Regions from separate parts of the Homo sapiens genome. Here region 2 is linked to region 1. Evidence: chromatin contacts called from ENCODE Hi-C or POLR2A ChIA-PET data. All regions are on one chromosome and are shown on one strand. The core of a region is the stretch at or near the end of the contact, and the rest is flanking DNA. Distances in the headings are between cores, read along the strand shown.

The links. A loop is a pair of places that touch in the nucleus more often than their neighbours do. ChIA-PET counts read pairs that join two places held with the same protein, here RNA polymerase II (POLR2A). Pooled maps may share reads with other maps.
Region 2: a loop to region 1 is called in a map of ascending aorta, with 2.6 times the contacts of the local background. The contact joins two enhancer-like sites. A Hi-C loop is called at or near these places in 12 of 168 maps with a recorded cell type or tissue (Right ventricle myocardium inferior, aorta, ascending aorta and 8 more) and 12 of 50 pooled maps. POLR2A ChIA-PET finds 5 or more read pairs at or near these places in 1 of 52 experiments (activated T-cell).

The regions. Positions count from the first base shown.
Region 1 is chr10:13,831,378-13,838,830 of GRCh38, forward strand. All of the region lies in intron 3 of FRMD4A (FERM domain containing 4A), which reads right to left. Among named protein-coding and RNA genes, the nearest start is that of FRMD4A-AS2, 160 kb to the right of the region's middle. Within about 2 kb of position 6,019, at least 10 of the 41 ENCODE cell types and tissues checked have a DNase peak (open chromatin) inside an H3K27ac peak, as active enhancers do; they include ascending aorta and heart right ventricle, where a contact is called at or near this core.
Region 2 is chr10:13,884,811-13,892,267 of GRCh38, forward strand. All of the region lies in intron 2 of FRMD4A (FERM domain containing 4A), which reads right to left. Among named protein-coding and RNA genes, the nearest start is that of FRMD4A-AS2, 100 kb to the right of the region's middle. RefSeq lists an enhancer at 2,370-2,499. Within about 2 kb of position 5,946, at least 19 of the 41 ENCODE cell types and tissues checked have a DNase peak (open chromatin) inside an H3K27ac peak, as active enhancers do; they include ascending aorta and heart right ventricle, where a contact is called at or near this core.

The DNA.
Region 1 (7,453 bases), core at 4,769-7,268:
TTTGAGGCCTGCAGTGAGCTATGATTGCACCACTGCACTCTACCCTAGGTGACAGAGCAAGGTCCTGTCTCTAAAACAAATAAAATAAGAACTTAAGATTGCTGTTAGGAAACAAGAAGGCTTTGAAGTCACAGACTTGGACTGGCATTAAGGTTTTCTGAACTGTTGTGGGATCAGGACCCAGTAGCTTCACTTCCCAGAGTTTCAGCTTCTTTTCTGTAAAGTGGACATCATATCTCCAACTTTCTGGACACCATGGAGTTAAATAAGATGGTGTATGGGACATGTAACTCAGTTCTTGACACATAATTATTACTTACTGCTTGTTAATTCCTTCCACACGTCCACTGTGCATTTCCCTTCCCCATGCCAACCTCTTAACAACATCCTCATTACATCCTTATCCTGCTTCCTTTTTGGGTAGGAGATCTCCCAGTTGCCATTGTCTGGGAACACCCAGGCATTCACCGGGGGAGAGGCTGAGCTACTCCAAAATGGAGACAGTGCTGGGTGGACTCCTGCCTCTATCAGAATTCATCCAGGCCAAGAGCTCAGGGCTTTTTTAGCCAAACAACAGCAATCTCCTGCTGGCACGTAATCTTCAAGACTTTCACTTCCTCTGTCAGAGTGGAGGGAAAAATCAAACAGAACAAAAGCAAAATGAAAACCCTGGCCTGGACTTCCATTCTAATGTGCATGAGTGAGGTGGGCTCTGATGATCAATTACACCAGCAGAACCAATGAATTACACCAAGAGAACCGAGTTGCCGGCCCAGCTCACCGGGGGTGAACTCAGACACTGCTTTTCCTGCCTGCTTTCGGCTGCTCCCTCTCGGCCACTCTTCCAAGCTGCATCCCAAGCTGTCCTTTCTAGCTGCTTGATTGAAGTGCCTTTCCCGTGTGTCCACAGCAATACCAGCATCAAGGATTGTCCACTGCCCTCTTAGGATTCCTTCCTCCAAACAGACCCTCGTGCTTCGTCCAGAGTGAGAGGTTTCAGAACAGGAAGCAGGAGGTCTGTGCGGAAATGTCACCTGGATCTTCTAAATTAGTGATTTCAGCCTTGCGAGCACATTAGAATCAGCGGGGCAGTTTAAAAAGCCAGAGATGCCTGGGGCACCCTCGGGATTCCGACTTGATTGGTCTTGGGTGGGTCGAGGAATCTGTGGATTCTTTTTTCTTTTTCTTTATTTAGAGAAAGGGTCTCACTCTGTCACTCAGGCTGAAGTACAGTGGTACAATTATAGCTCACAGCAACCTTGAACTCTTGGGATCCTGCTAGGAAGCTGGGAATGGCCTAGATCTCCAAGCACACCCCTAGGGGACTAGAGGGTGAGGCCTGCAGGCCAGGGGGTAGGTGGGAGTGATCCTCCCACCTCAGCCTCCGAAGTAGCTGGGACTAGAGGTGAATGCCACCACACCCGGCTAATTTTTAAATTTTTTATAGAGACAGGGTCTTGCTATGTTGCCCAGACTGGTCTTGAACTCCTAGCCTCAAGCAATCCTCCCACCTCAGCCTCCTAAAGTGGGAATCGGTTGATTCTAATGAGTGCAACTAGGAATGAGCATCTGGAAAGAATCACTGTGTTGTGGGGAAATGCATATTTGCGATGTAATTAGAATGCTGATGCCTTTCCGTGTACAGTCTGCCTTCACACATATGTCTCCCTGGATTCAGAACAGTATTTATCGAGCACCCACTCGTGCTGGGTAGGGTGATGGGTGCCATGGATCTGCCATAGGAAGCCATGGTCCCTGACTGTATTAGACTGTTCTCACATTGCCAATAAAGACATACCTGAGACTGGGTAATTTATAAAGAAAAAGAGGTTTAATGGACTCACAGTTCCATATGGCTGGGGAGGCCTCACAATCATGGTGGAAGAGCAAGAGAAGTCTTACATGGTGGCAGGCAAGAGAGAGCTTGTGCAGGGGAACTCCCATTTATAAAACCATCAGATCTCATGAGATTTACTTACTACCATGAGAACAGTATGGGGGAAACCGTCCCCAGGATGCAATTATCTCCACCTGTCCCTGTCCTTGACACATGGGAATTATTACAATTCAAGGTGAGATTTGGGTGGGAACACAGCCAAACCATATCACCAACCTTCAGGAGCTCACAGAGTGGCCACATAACTCCTGACATTCATGGGGCATCTGCCCTGTGCCCGGTGGTTAAGGGCCCAGATTTGGGAGCTCCTTACTGACTGTGTGGCTTCAGGCAGGTTAAATGAACCTGTCAATACAATATCAGTACCTGCTTCATTGGAGCGTTGTGAGGATCAAAAGCCTTCTAACAGAGAAAGCCCTTAGAACAATGCCTAGCATCTCGTAAGTCTTTACAAGAGCCCACTAATCTATACAGAATTGCAGTTAATCATCTCAACAACACTATGAGGCAGATGTTATTGTTATGATCATTCCCATATTAAAGGTCACCCGGCTATGACATAGTGGAGCTGGGCCTCAAAGCCAGGTAGTCTGACCCAGAGGCAGGGTCTGGGCGCTTAAAAGTTAAGTCCAAAGTGGGTGCAGAAGGAGACATGTCCTCCTCCTTGGGAATGTGTAAGCTGATTTGAAAAACACCAAGCAGGCCAGGCGCAGTGGCTCACGCCTGTAATCCCAGGACTTTGGGAGGCCACGGGGGAGGTGGGTGGATCACCTGAGATCAGGAGTACAAAACCAGCCTGGCCAACATGGCGAAACCCTGTCTCTACTAAAAATATAAAAATTAGCTGGGCACGGTGGTGGGTGACTGTAATTCCAGCTACTTGGGAGGCTGAGGCAGGAGAATCGCTTGAACTTGGGAGGTGGAGGTTGCAGTGGGCTGAGATTGTACCCTTGCACTCCAGCCTGGGCAACAGAGTAAGACTCCATCTCAGAAAACAACAACAACAACAAAACAAAACAAAAACCACCACCAACAACAAAACAAAACAAAACCAAACCAAAAAAACAAGCAGCCAGGCAGCCTAACCAGTTCTCCTAAGAAACCGGTCTCTGGACACAAATTAGTCCCGTCTTCCCTAAAATAAAACCCGGCCTGCAGACATGAGCACAGTCCTTTGTGCTCTTCTCCAGGAGGGAGAAAAATGGTGAGATATCAAGCCCCTTCCCCCGGAGGCTTCTTGGAGTTCCTCTAAGTATTAATCTCTGAATAGTCAAAGGATACCAGAATTTGAAAGCCTGACGTTAGAAAGAAAACTTTTGAAGAACTGACTTCATCCCTCGGGGCAGAGGGAAGACGAAATTGATGCGTCTGAAATTTCTGGTCCAGAGAGTCATCTTCAGCATTACAAAGCACGTCAGGAGAACAAGGCACGGGGCTCCACAGGGGGTGAACAGGGAACTGAGACCAGCCTGTGTTGCCATGGGACACATTTCCAGGAAGGCTATTAACAGTGGGTGATTTAAATGAGCGAGAGACAGAGGCACATGGCTTTTTAAGCTGACAGGGTTAACATTTCCCCTCTTGACTACACAAGACCTCATTCTTACCTCCGAAATTCTTCTCTGCCCAGTTTTTCCCTTTGTCCCACTTTAGCAAATGGACTTCCAGACAATCAGATAATTCCCCGTGATAGCAGCGTGCACGGAAAACATGTCATGATGATATCATCTATCTAAGACCCAAGAGTGAGGCTGCCAGGGGGTGGCCGGAGATGGAGGTCATTAGGATGCATAGAAAGAAATATGCTTTCTTATCCTTTTCAAAATGCATTCATTCAGCACAGCGGCAAGTGTAATGGTTAAGAGGAGGGCTTTGATGGCCGCCGAACTTGGCTTTGAGCCCAGTTACTTCACTCGTGGAGCTGTGTGAACCTCAGCAACCTACTTAACTCTTTGTGCCTCAGTTTCCTCAACAGTAGCATGGAGATAACAACAGTTTATCCTACGGTTGTCCTCAAGAATTAGTGAAAACTTACAAGGGTAATGGTTGTATGCCTGGCATGTAAACAGTCATCATTTTATATGTGGTTATATACCTTTACATATAGTTCTATAGTCCTTATATATTATTACTGGAATCTACAACCCCCAGGGCCACGGACCAGTACAGGAACCGGGCTCCACAGCAGGCGGTGAGTCGCAGGAGAGTGAGTGAAGCTTCATCTGTATTTATAGCAGCTCCCCATCGCGCATTATTGCCTGAGTTCCACCTCCCTTCAGATCAGTGGTGGCATTAGATACTCATAGGAGTATGAACCCTATTGTGAACTGTGCATGCGAGCTATCTGGGTTGTGTGCTCCATCAGGTGTCTAATGCCTGATGATGTGTCACTGTCTCCCATCACCCCCAGATGGGACAGTCTAGTTGCAAGAAAATAAGTTCAGGGCTCCCACTGATAGGACATTATGGTAAGTTGTAGAATTATTTCATTAGATACTACAATATAATAATAGAAATAAAGTGCACAAGAAATGTAATGTGCTTGAATCATCCCCAAACCATCCCCCTCCCCCTTTCACCAGTCTGGAAAAATTGTCTTCCTTCAAACAGGTCCCTGGTGCCAAAAAGGTTGGGGACCATTGTATTATTATTTTTATTCATTAATTCACTAAGTATTTAGAGAGTGTCTACTATGAGCCTGGCACTAAACACTTCAGCAGAGAATTCAAGATTTTGTTTTTGAGATGGAGTCTTACTCTGTTGCCCAGGCTGGAGTGCAGTGGCACGATCTCAGCTCACTGCAGCCTCTGCCTCCCGGGTTCAAGGGATTCTCCTGCTTCAGCCTCCTGAGTAGCTGGGACTACACGTGTGAGCTACCACACCTGGCTAATTTCTGTATTTGTAGTAGAGACGGGGTTTTGCCATGTTGGCCAGGCTGGTCTTGAACTCCTGACCTCAGGTGATCCACCTGCTTTGGCCTCCCAAAGTGCTGGGATTACAGGTGTGAGCCAAAGCACCGGGCCAGGATTTTGGTTATTCTTTAAGGGATGGACATCAGTCTGTCTTGGAAGAAACTCTCATAGCACTCATCTGACATTTTGGTCACACCACAGCCCAAAGCATTTTTATGTCATTTCCTTGATCTTGGTAGTTTTCCTGGGAAGGAAAAAGAGGTGGTACAGAAATTGACAATTCTTTGGGGGGCGCGGGGAGGAAACAGAGAAACAGAAATGCGAAGTGGCTTGTTTGGAGCCACCCGTTACCCCTAGTAGAGCTGGAATAGGTCTCACATGGTCTTGACAGAGCCAGTTATAGCACTTCCCAGAGTGTTAATTACATCGGGTCCTTGTTCCTCCACAACTGAAGAAGTCACATACCCCAAAATGAGTTTGTGGCCCAGGAGGGAGGGTTTTTCATGGCAAGGAGGGCCTGGAAAGACTGACTAACCAGGGGTCTTCACTCCAGGGTTCCTCAGTGGTTCTTTTTTTTTTTTTTTTTTTTGAGACGGAGTCTCGCTCTGTCGCCAAGGCTGGAGTGCAGTGGCACGATCTGGGCTCACTGCAAGCTCTGCCTCCTGGGTTCACGCCATTCTCCTGCCTCAGCCTCCCCAGTAGCTGGGACTACAGGCACCCGCCACCACGCCCGGCTAATTTTTTGTATTTTTAGTAGAGACGGGGTTTCACCGTGTTAGCCAGGACGGTCTCGAGCTCCTGACCTCATGATCTGCCTGCCTCAGCCTCTCAAAGTGCTGGGATTACAGGCATGAGCCACCGCACCCGGCCGGTTCCTCAGTGGTTCTTAAGCAAATGTGCCCACATCTCACATGGGAACACATGGTGAGGATGGTGAGGCATTTCCCAAACTTACTTGACGCAGACCCCTCTCCAGCACATTTTTGGAAATACTGGCTCCAGAAATGCTTTCCTCAAGGGGGTTGCTCTTTGAGACAACCACCCAAAATTACAAATACCAGTTTAAACTGCCCTAACTGCTGCCTTTCTCCCTCCCTTAATATGGTCAGTGAGCTGCAAAGAAACTTCTCCCAAAGCCTACTGGGCCGAGCCCAGCAAGGTTCAGGGGCCCTGACACTTGGATTCTGGAGTCCTGATTGGGCCTCGAGTGCTGGCCTCTCCCATGACAAGCCCTGAGAAGCCAAGAATTCCAGCCAAGATTCCTGACCTTGTTTAATGAAACTGTTTAGAGCTTTCCACAGATCAGAAAGCTGGCAGTGGGGAGACTACAGCAGTTACAAAAGATCACGGGGTCACATTTGCAGCCACTGTACTTTTTCTAACAGTTGGCCAGATGAGGCAGCTTCTAATTTCTTATCCACTCAGGCAATGTCATTACTCAAGGTCCATCTCATCTCTTTGTGGGCACCAGTATGTTCACAGGTACACTGACTGACAGTGCAACCTTGCATTCAACAAGAAGATGTGAATATTGTACCATCATGCACTACGCCCAGCTTTCCTCCATCCAATCCCAATCCCACTCCTCTTCTGCAAGTTGTACCCTTAACACACACATCTCTGGTTGCACAGAACTGTTGGGTTCGATATTTTCTATCTTCCCTTCATTTCCTCACTCTCTTCTTCCTGCTTCCTGTTCTGATGACATGACAGCAATCAGGAATCTGGTGGCTACTATGGTGACCTGCCCAATGAAGACCTCTTAAGGGGATGGAGGAAGAAAGCAGGCTTAGCTCTTCTAGAACCTTCCTTTCCATGAAAAACAGGGCACACCTTTTCTTCTCTAATCATCTCCCTATTTAACACATCACAGGAAAGATTGCTGAATTACAACGTGCTATCTCTTTATTTAGTTATTTAGAGGTAGGATCTTGCTCTGTTGCCCAGGCCTGAGTGCAGTGGCGTGATCATAGCTCACTGAAGCCTCTACCTCCTGGGCTCAAGCCATCCTGCCTCAGGCTTCCCAGTAGCTGGGACTACAGACGTGCACCACCATGCAGAGCTAATTTTTTTTTTTTTTTTTTTTTTTAGAAATGGGGATCTCCCTGTGTTGCCCAGGCTGTTCACAAACTCATGGGCCTAAATGATCCTCCTGCCTTGCCCTCCCAATGTGTTGGGATTACAGGCATGAACTACCACGCCCAGCCACAATGTGCCATTTATGATCTCCTTTTGTAAACTTGTCTCTTGCTGCTCTGCTTCTCAGTTTGTTGCATTGCTTCCTCTCTGTTCTGTTTTCTTCCCCCTCCCTCCCTTTTTTTTTTGAGATTGAGTCTCGCTCTGTTGCCCAGGCTGGAGTGTAGTGGCACGATCTTGCCCCACTGCAACCTCTGCCTCATGGGTTCAAGCAATTCTGGTGCCTCAGCCTCCCAAGTAGCTGGGATTACAGGCATGTGCCACCACGCCCAGCTAATTGTTGTATTTTTAGTAGAGACGGGGTTTCACCATGTTGGCCAGGCTAGCCTCAAACTTCTAACCTCAAGTGATACGCCTGCCTCAGCCTCCCAAAGTGCTGAGATTACAGGCGTGAGCCACCGCGCCTGCCTATGTTCTGTTTGCTACATACCTTACAATATGGACCTTA
Region 2 (7,457 bases), core at 4,696-7,195, 53 kb after region 1:
CTTTATCTGCAGAACCCTTTCTGGAAGGCTAGGTGACACTTGTGAAATATCAGAGCTAACATTTGTCCACGTATACTACTTTCTGTCTATAAAATTGATTTCAGTATTATAAGTGAGGATGCACCATTTATTTCAGTAGCACCTCCACTTCTACAGCCAGCTGGCTTCTTCTACCTCGATGGGATCATATCCCCCCAAAGTTAGCATCGTTGAGCCTTCCAGTAATATAAGTAAACAAGGTTGGAGAGGGGGAAATGCAAAGACAAAATCTCTTATTCTAGAGAAGTCTCCTTGCCTAATGCAGTAGCTCATGCCTGTAATCCCAGGGCTTGGGGAGGCCAAGGCAGGAGGATCGTTTGAGGCCAGGAATTCGAGACCAGCCTGGGAAACATAGCAAGATCCCATCTCTCCAGAAAAAAGAGTCTCCCATACTTTTTGAGAGTTAGGCGTTTCACAGATATTAACTAATTTGCTCCTCCGAATGTCACTTATAAATAAAGCAACCAAGGCTCAGAGAGACTCAGTAATTCACCCAAGGCCACATAAGCAGTGGCAGAGCTGGTTAGATGACCAAACCCAGGGCAAGATGGCGCCATCCTCCCCTCTCTGTTTGCCATGCCAGGTTGCACCACACAGATCCACATCAGGAGGCAGGGACACCAGCCTTGGCGCAGCAGCTGAGACCAGGGCGAGGTCCCTCAATGCCTGTAAGCTCTTCCTCATTTGCAAAAATGATCTAGATACCCCCTTTCATTCCTAAAGCACCATCTCTCTAAAATGTTTGATTGGCTGGATAACCCCCAGATCACATATGCACGTGGTTTGTAGACTGCACCAGGCATTGACTGTGATGGGCAGCCCTGCAGCCGTGGCTGCAGCCCTTGCTAACAGTAGCCCTTGTTACAACTGCCTTCTGTACATGGTTCTCCCCTCCTGCCAAGACCTGCAGGCTACATCTGTGCTACTGGTCACTCTGCAGTTCTTCTGTTACAAAACACTCAAGCAGCCCAATAAAAGGGGATTGAGAAGGCCGAACACTGCTCCCCATTGTGCTCCATCAGTGTCTACTTCATGTCCTCATCACCCTCCCATCTCTCCTTCTCTCTCTCTCTCTCTCTGGGCAACAGAGAAATAAATATCAGATACTTAGCAGGGCTGGCCAGTGGGAGTCGGGAGATGGGCAAGCCAGCGCTAGACTCTCCGGCTATTGGTAGGTATGTCGTCTAGCTCTGGAGGACCCACACTGTCTGGCTTCCTAGTTTGGGTTTTATCACATCTATATACTTCTTCCCAGGCATGTGGCGAGAGCGTAATGGTACATTTTCTGGTTATGAATGGCACAGCCTGGCAACTCGCCGATTATTATTTCCATTCCCTGTGATGCATTATCAATCTAATTCCCCATTACCTGCCGTTTTTGTTTTTTTTCCCATGCGTTCCCCATACAGCAAGGACAAAGAAAGGCAAAAACCCTGCAAAGAAGGCTGCATCACCAATGAACAGGCTAATCCCACAGGAAATTGTGGAGTGGTAGCTTCAAGTGTGCAGGGAGAGGTTTTGGCTAATTTGAAGTGCAAAATATCATTAAAAGGTTTGGGATTCTGCATTAGGACCAGGACTCCGGACTTTAAGGTTGGTAATGCATTACTAACTGAGGAAGAGGGGCCATACCACAGCACAGACTAAGAAAAGTTTTGACACAGGTGGGCCTAACAAGCGACACTGTGCTTTAGACCACTGGGGTTTTCCAGATTTCTTTCTTTTTTTTCCTTTATTTTTATTTTTTTAGAGACAGGTTCTCCCTCTGTTGCCCAGGCTGGAGCGCAATGGTGCAATCATAGCTCACTGTAACCTCCAACTCCTGAACTCAAACAATCCTCCCATTTTAGCCTCCTGGAGCAGCTGGGAACACAGGCACACGCCACCATGCTTGGCTGGTTTTTCAGGTTTCTGAAGTCTAAACAGATCCATGTTGGAGTGCGGTCTGCTACACTCACTCAGCGATTTGCTTATACAACCAGGGTCCGGGGAGTGCTCAACATGAGCAGCGAGTTAATGTAGTGAGTGTATGCAAGCAAAACATACGCAGTAGCCACGGATTGGCAAATAATTGCTAAGAAGGCAGGAGCAAAAAGGAACATGTGAATGTAAGTCAGAGTTTGGGGCAAAGGGTATGGATGTACCAATGCTCCTGACCACAGACAACACGTTTCTTCTTGTATTGCATCATTGAATGGCTGGAGCTCTACCTTTAAAACAAAAAGCCAGAAAACATCACACAGTGTAGAGATCGCCCTTCCTAACAAGCTAGAGCCTACAAGGAACTTCTCTGAATTAGAATTAATTATGCTGGTACATCTGTAGAGAGGTTTTGATTTGACTCAAACTGAGACTACCACTCATTTCTTCTTGATTATTTGGTAGTAATAAGGCCCCTGAACTGAACCGGATCCCCCATAGTCCTCTATTACTTTCCAACAACTGTGACTTTTATTCTTAGCAGTGACTTCCATCTTCAAGTGGAAGATGAACAATGTTTCTCTTTGGGAGGAAAATGCCCAATTTCCACTGATACAGTTAAGAACTGAGGCCGGGGGCGGTGGCTCACGCCTGTAATCCCAGCACTTTGGGAGGCTGAGGTGGGCGGATCACATGGTGAGGAGATCGAGACCATACTGGCCAACATGGTGAAACCCCGTCTCTACTAAAAATACAAAAATTAGCTGGGCGTAGTGGCACGTGCCTGTATTCCCAGCTACTTGGGAGGCTGAGGCAGGGTGGCAGAGGTTGCCGTGAGCCGAGATTGCACCACTGCACTCCAGCCTGGTGACAGAGCAAGACTCCATCTGAAAACAAAACAAAACCAAAACAAAAAACAAACATAACTGAACGCACACACACACTCATTAGCCCCCCAAATAAGCATTAGTGCAATGTACTAAACAGTAGCACCAGCTCTGACCATCTTCTGTAAACGTAAGAGAGGAACAGTGATAGGGATTTTTAAAATAATGCCACTGGTGGTAGAGCTGGTTACTTCCAATGTAAGGGTGTGTCTAAATTATTCCTTATAAGAGAAGGATGTGCTGATTCCATGAGACAACGGAAAGGGTGGCAGCTGATGGATTTAGGGAACTAAAATGAAACTGCTGTGAAGAGAATTTTTGATAAGCTGGATTTATGCTGATTCAGAAAACTTTTTGCAGAAGAGAGCATTGAAACCGTCTGGCCTTTGTGTGCAATCGTGACTCCAAAGCCCAAAGTTCCAAGAGCTATTGTACCAACTCTGGAGATGAAATTTTCTGGGAAAAACAACAACTAAAAATGGAAAATACTACTGATGTACTTCAGTCTGATTATGGCTGGAATGAACACCTCAAGATAAAATCCAGCACGCCCTTCCCCACAAGATCAGATTTTTTAGCAGCCACTTTTCCAAGATTCTCTGACTCTGATTTTGCTATTGGAGGAAAAACCCAAATATCTACATACCCTCCACAATTGATGCAATGATCCCTTTTCTTCCTTTTCTTACATCAATGCCTAACTTTTCAGAGACATCCAACATCTTTTTGTTGTTGTTCCTTTCATGACATTTCCAGAGAGAAACGGACAGCGCAGAATCAGAAATGGGTAAGGTGGGGTGAACCGATAAAAATGCAGTGTCCTGGGGAGGTCATGAGGGCACATGGGCCTGAGTTACTTGCTGATTCTATTAAGGTAAGAGAACTCCTGTTTTAGCTCAAGGGGAATATAGTTTTTAGGGTTTAGACTGAGGAATCATTAGAAGATCATTACCCTATTGCTTTCTTATGAGGTCCCAGAAATTGCTTCTAAGATGCTGAGATTTTGCACAACAAATAAACCAAAAAAGAGAAATTCTGCCACAAATGTTATCATATCAGGTGCTACCCCAAAAATAAGACATATGAATTGAAGTTACTCCTGACACTGGACTCAGACATTCTAATACTCTGTGGAGAGTAGTTTAAAAGAACTTCAAAAGCTGGTTAACTGTTAGCATGTCTATTTCTCATTTTGACATATTGAACTAGGAATTCTTCAAAAGTTATACTGTTCCTTTTCTTAAAATATGCAAAAATATCTAAGAACAAAGCTTTAGATTGTAAATTGCTCCATTATACTTTCATTCAGTATGATGCGTCAGGCTAAACGCAAGTCTTATGAGGGGTAAGTATATGGCTTGCTGGACACGTGAATTGAACTACAAGCATGCTGCACGCACGTGCGGATGCAAACACACACGCACCAGCATAAACAATGTAAACACAAGTGGTATATTCATGCAGTAAAGGCAGTAACGATCTTTGATGGTAGTCTCACCCAACACTTACTTAAAGACAAAGGTAGCCTGGCAAGTCCCCTCAATATGAGATCTCCTGAACCTTCCATATCCCTTTCTTTCACATCACAAACCAATCTCACTTTTTGCATCCACTCCTTAAGGTTGACTCAAGAGCTCTTTCCTTGGCAACTCTTGCATATCTGCTATTCCACAGAGCTCTCTCCCCAAGTTCCAGAACCAAGCAAGGAGTCACTGGATGTCTTTCCCTTTGACCTCAGGCTATAACTTCGCTGTGACAATAACATCGAGAGCTGTGCACATCTGGGATGCTGTTCTCATGGATTATGAAATCAGCAACTCACTGAACCTCAAGGGGTCTCAGTTTCCCCAATGACGAGATCATGCTAATGGCACCAGCCACCTGCCAGGTTATCAGGGGACTTGATAACAATGTCTGCAAATTACAAAGAGAACCCGTGCCATAAATAACAAGTCTTATTAATAAAATTAGTTCAAGACAAGTGCCAAAAACAATATAGCAATAGCAGCGGCAGATCACACTTGGTCAGAACAAAAGAGGGTGGAGAGATTTTCTGATCCTTATTCCTACTAAAACAATTCCCCTTTAATGAAAGAATAAGAATTTAATTTTTTCTCCCTAAAACATTACTTCTACCCACACAACTTCATACACCAGTCATTACTTCTTTCTAACTTATCTGGAGGCAACATTGTATTCACTGGCTGGACAATATAGCGTTGATTTCAAAGCATGTCCAAATATTGCCTCCAATTAAATTAATTGCAGCTATTTAACTTCTCAGGACCAAGTGGATTCAAACCTATTTGTCACACGACCCTCATTCCTGCTGTGCCCTAAATAAACCCAAACTTCCTTTGCAACAGAATGGATCTAACAGAAGACAGTGTACAAACTGGATCATCTCCTAACCTTCTAGGTTGCAAGAGACAAGTAACACTTTGAGAACCAAACCAGATTTCTGTTGATTTGAGGCTTTGGTCTTCTGGCCCTGTCCAAGTCCAAGTCACACTCAAACATAAATGGGGCTTAATGCTACGAATGGGCTTGATACAATTTAAAGACCAAAAACAAAACAATGAAATGTGTCTTCCTCTCCCTGACTGCTGCCCCCAATGCAAAAGCACTTTGCTGCACATTTGAAGGACGGCATACCCAGCTAAGTTTCATGAAGTCTAAGGGACAGGTTACTGTATCCAGTTCCTAAGGTACTTCCCCAGGGTCAGCAGTGGCTTCCCAGGATGAAGTCAGCAGTTTGTCCCGGGCTCTCTGAGCGGTGCTTTCCCACAGATCAGTGATGCTGTTGGAAAAGGACGACTTACGGATGCAGAGGTGGAAGGGGGGTACCAGCAGCTGAACCCTCAATCAGGTCCAGGCAGATGTATTCCCGATAGAACAGGCTGTCACCACTGACCAGCTCAGACTTAGAAATGTGCCTGTCTAGGTTTTCAGAGCAACCCCTTTCATCACTATCTGTGAGGAGGATTCGAACTGAAAGAAGCCAGAAACAGCAGTAGCAGCGTCTCCACTGGGATGCTCCATTCATAGGGGAGCCAGAGCCGCATCCATTCATGGTGGGGTCAGGGAGTCCTTTGCGGGCATTGGTTCTCGTTTCTCAGCAAGCTGCACTTCCCGGGGGGCTGGCATGGCTGCATCGTTCAGAATGAGGATGTCTATTAAGAAGCCGTCGCCAGAGCTATTATTAGCACAGCCATCCCTTGGAAATTTCGCAGAATACGCCTGAATGTACGAACAGTTACTCTGCTAACAGGGTACTGGAGAAAAAGGCACCAAGTCGCTCGTTACGCACAGGCAGCCCACGCAGCTTTCTCGGTGCAGCACCGGGAATCTTTTCTGAATTCAACGTGCACCAACATTTGAGCAGCTGCCTCCAATATAGAAGCACTGCATTTAGCCAATTTTAAATGAGCACGTACTAAAGGGGGTTCCCTTCTGTTCTCCTCCCCTTCCGAGCGTCCGTTTTCTCTGCATCAAACTTGCTGCAGCCATTTGGAACGTAAAAAGCAGTCCATCTTAGCAGCCCCGGGCACCGGCGATCGGCTGCTGGCCCCCGCCACCCTTGTCTGAAACGCCCTGTCCTGCACCCAAAGGAAAGGGCTCCCCTGGCACTCTCAGAAAATGGTTTTAAAAAAAGCCTACACAGCTCTGCCTAAAGCCATGTCCTTTCCTATCTCCCCGGGTAGATTCAGACAGCGTGGGACTGAGGTGCCCAAGGAAAGTAGGTGTGTGTGTGCCGAGGGGAGGGTTGCAGAAGAAAGCACAGTATGTGCCCCACGTGGGATTTGCATTTAAAAACTGTAACATACGCGAAATAAACGACTCCAGGCCCCCAGTAAAGAAGCAGCGGCGCGTCCCTTTTCCCCGGCCCAGCGTGAAAACACGGAAGGCGAAGGGCTGCCGTCAGTCGCCTCCCTGCCACCGCGACCGGGAAACAAAGACACATTACCTTTTATTTTTTGCGCTTCCAAGGGATCCGAGGAACTTCTGGCTGCAAGCGGCTGGTACCCCGGAACGGGCGTCCCATTCGCCCGGGCGAAGGCCCTTGGCCTACTAGGCGGCCTTGGCGCCCGCAGCTGGCGAGCCCCCGCCCCGTCCCCGCCGCCGCCCCCGCCGCGGGCCCTCGGCGTCAGCCCATAGCCCGCTCGCGCCTCTCGCGCCGAGCCTGGCCCGGCGCCAGTGAGCCCCGCCGCCGGCCCGCCCCTCGCCCGCGCCCGGCCCGCCGCATGGTGCGCCCAGCGCGCCCCGAGCCAGTCCCCGGCGCGCTGCTAGGTCGGGTGCTAGGCGGCCACCGCGCGCCACCGCCGCCGCCACCGCCCGCCGCCCGATCCTGGACAACAATGCGCGCCCCCGCCCCCCCAGAAAGCCAGGGACGCCCCCAGTCGCCGCCAGAGCTGGCTCGGCTTCCCAGCCCCTCTCCGTGGCACCCGCAGGCGAGACAAAGTTCGCTCCCGGTGAGGCTGCGCGCGTCCAAAGCGTGCGGGATGCCCAGCACGGAGGTCCCCAAGCGGGGGACCCCTGGCTCCCCCACAAAACCCACCCAAAGCCACCGCTCGAGGCCCTCTCCTACCCTGAGAGCCCGGAGACAGCAGC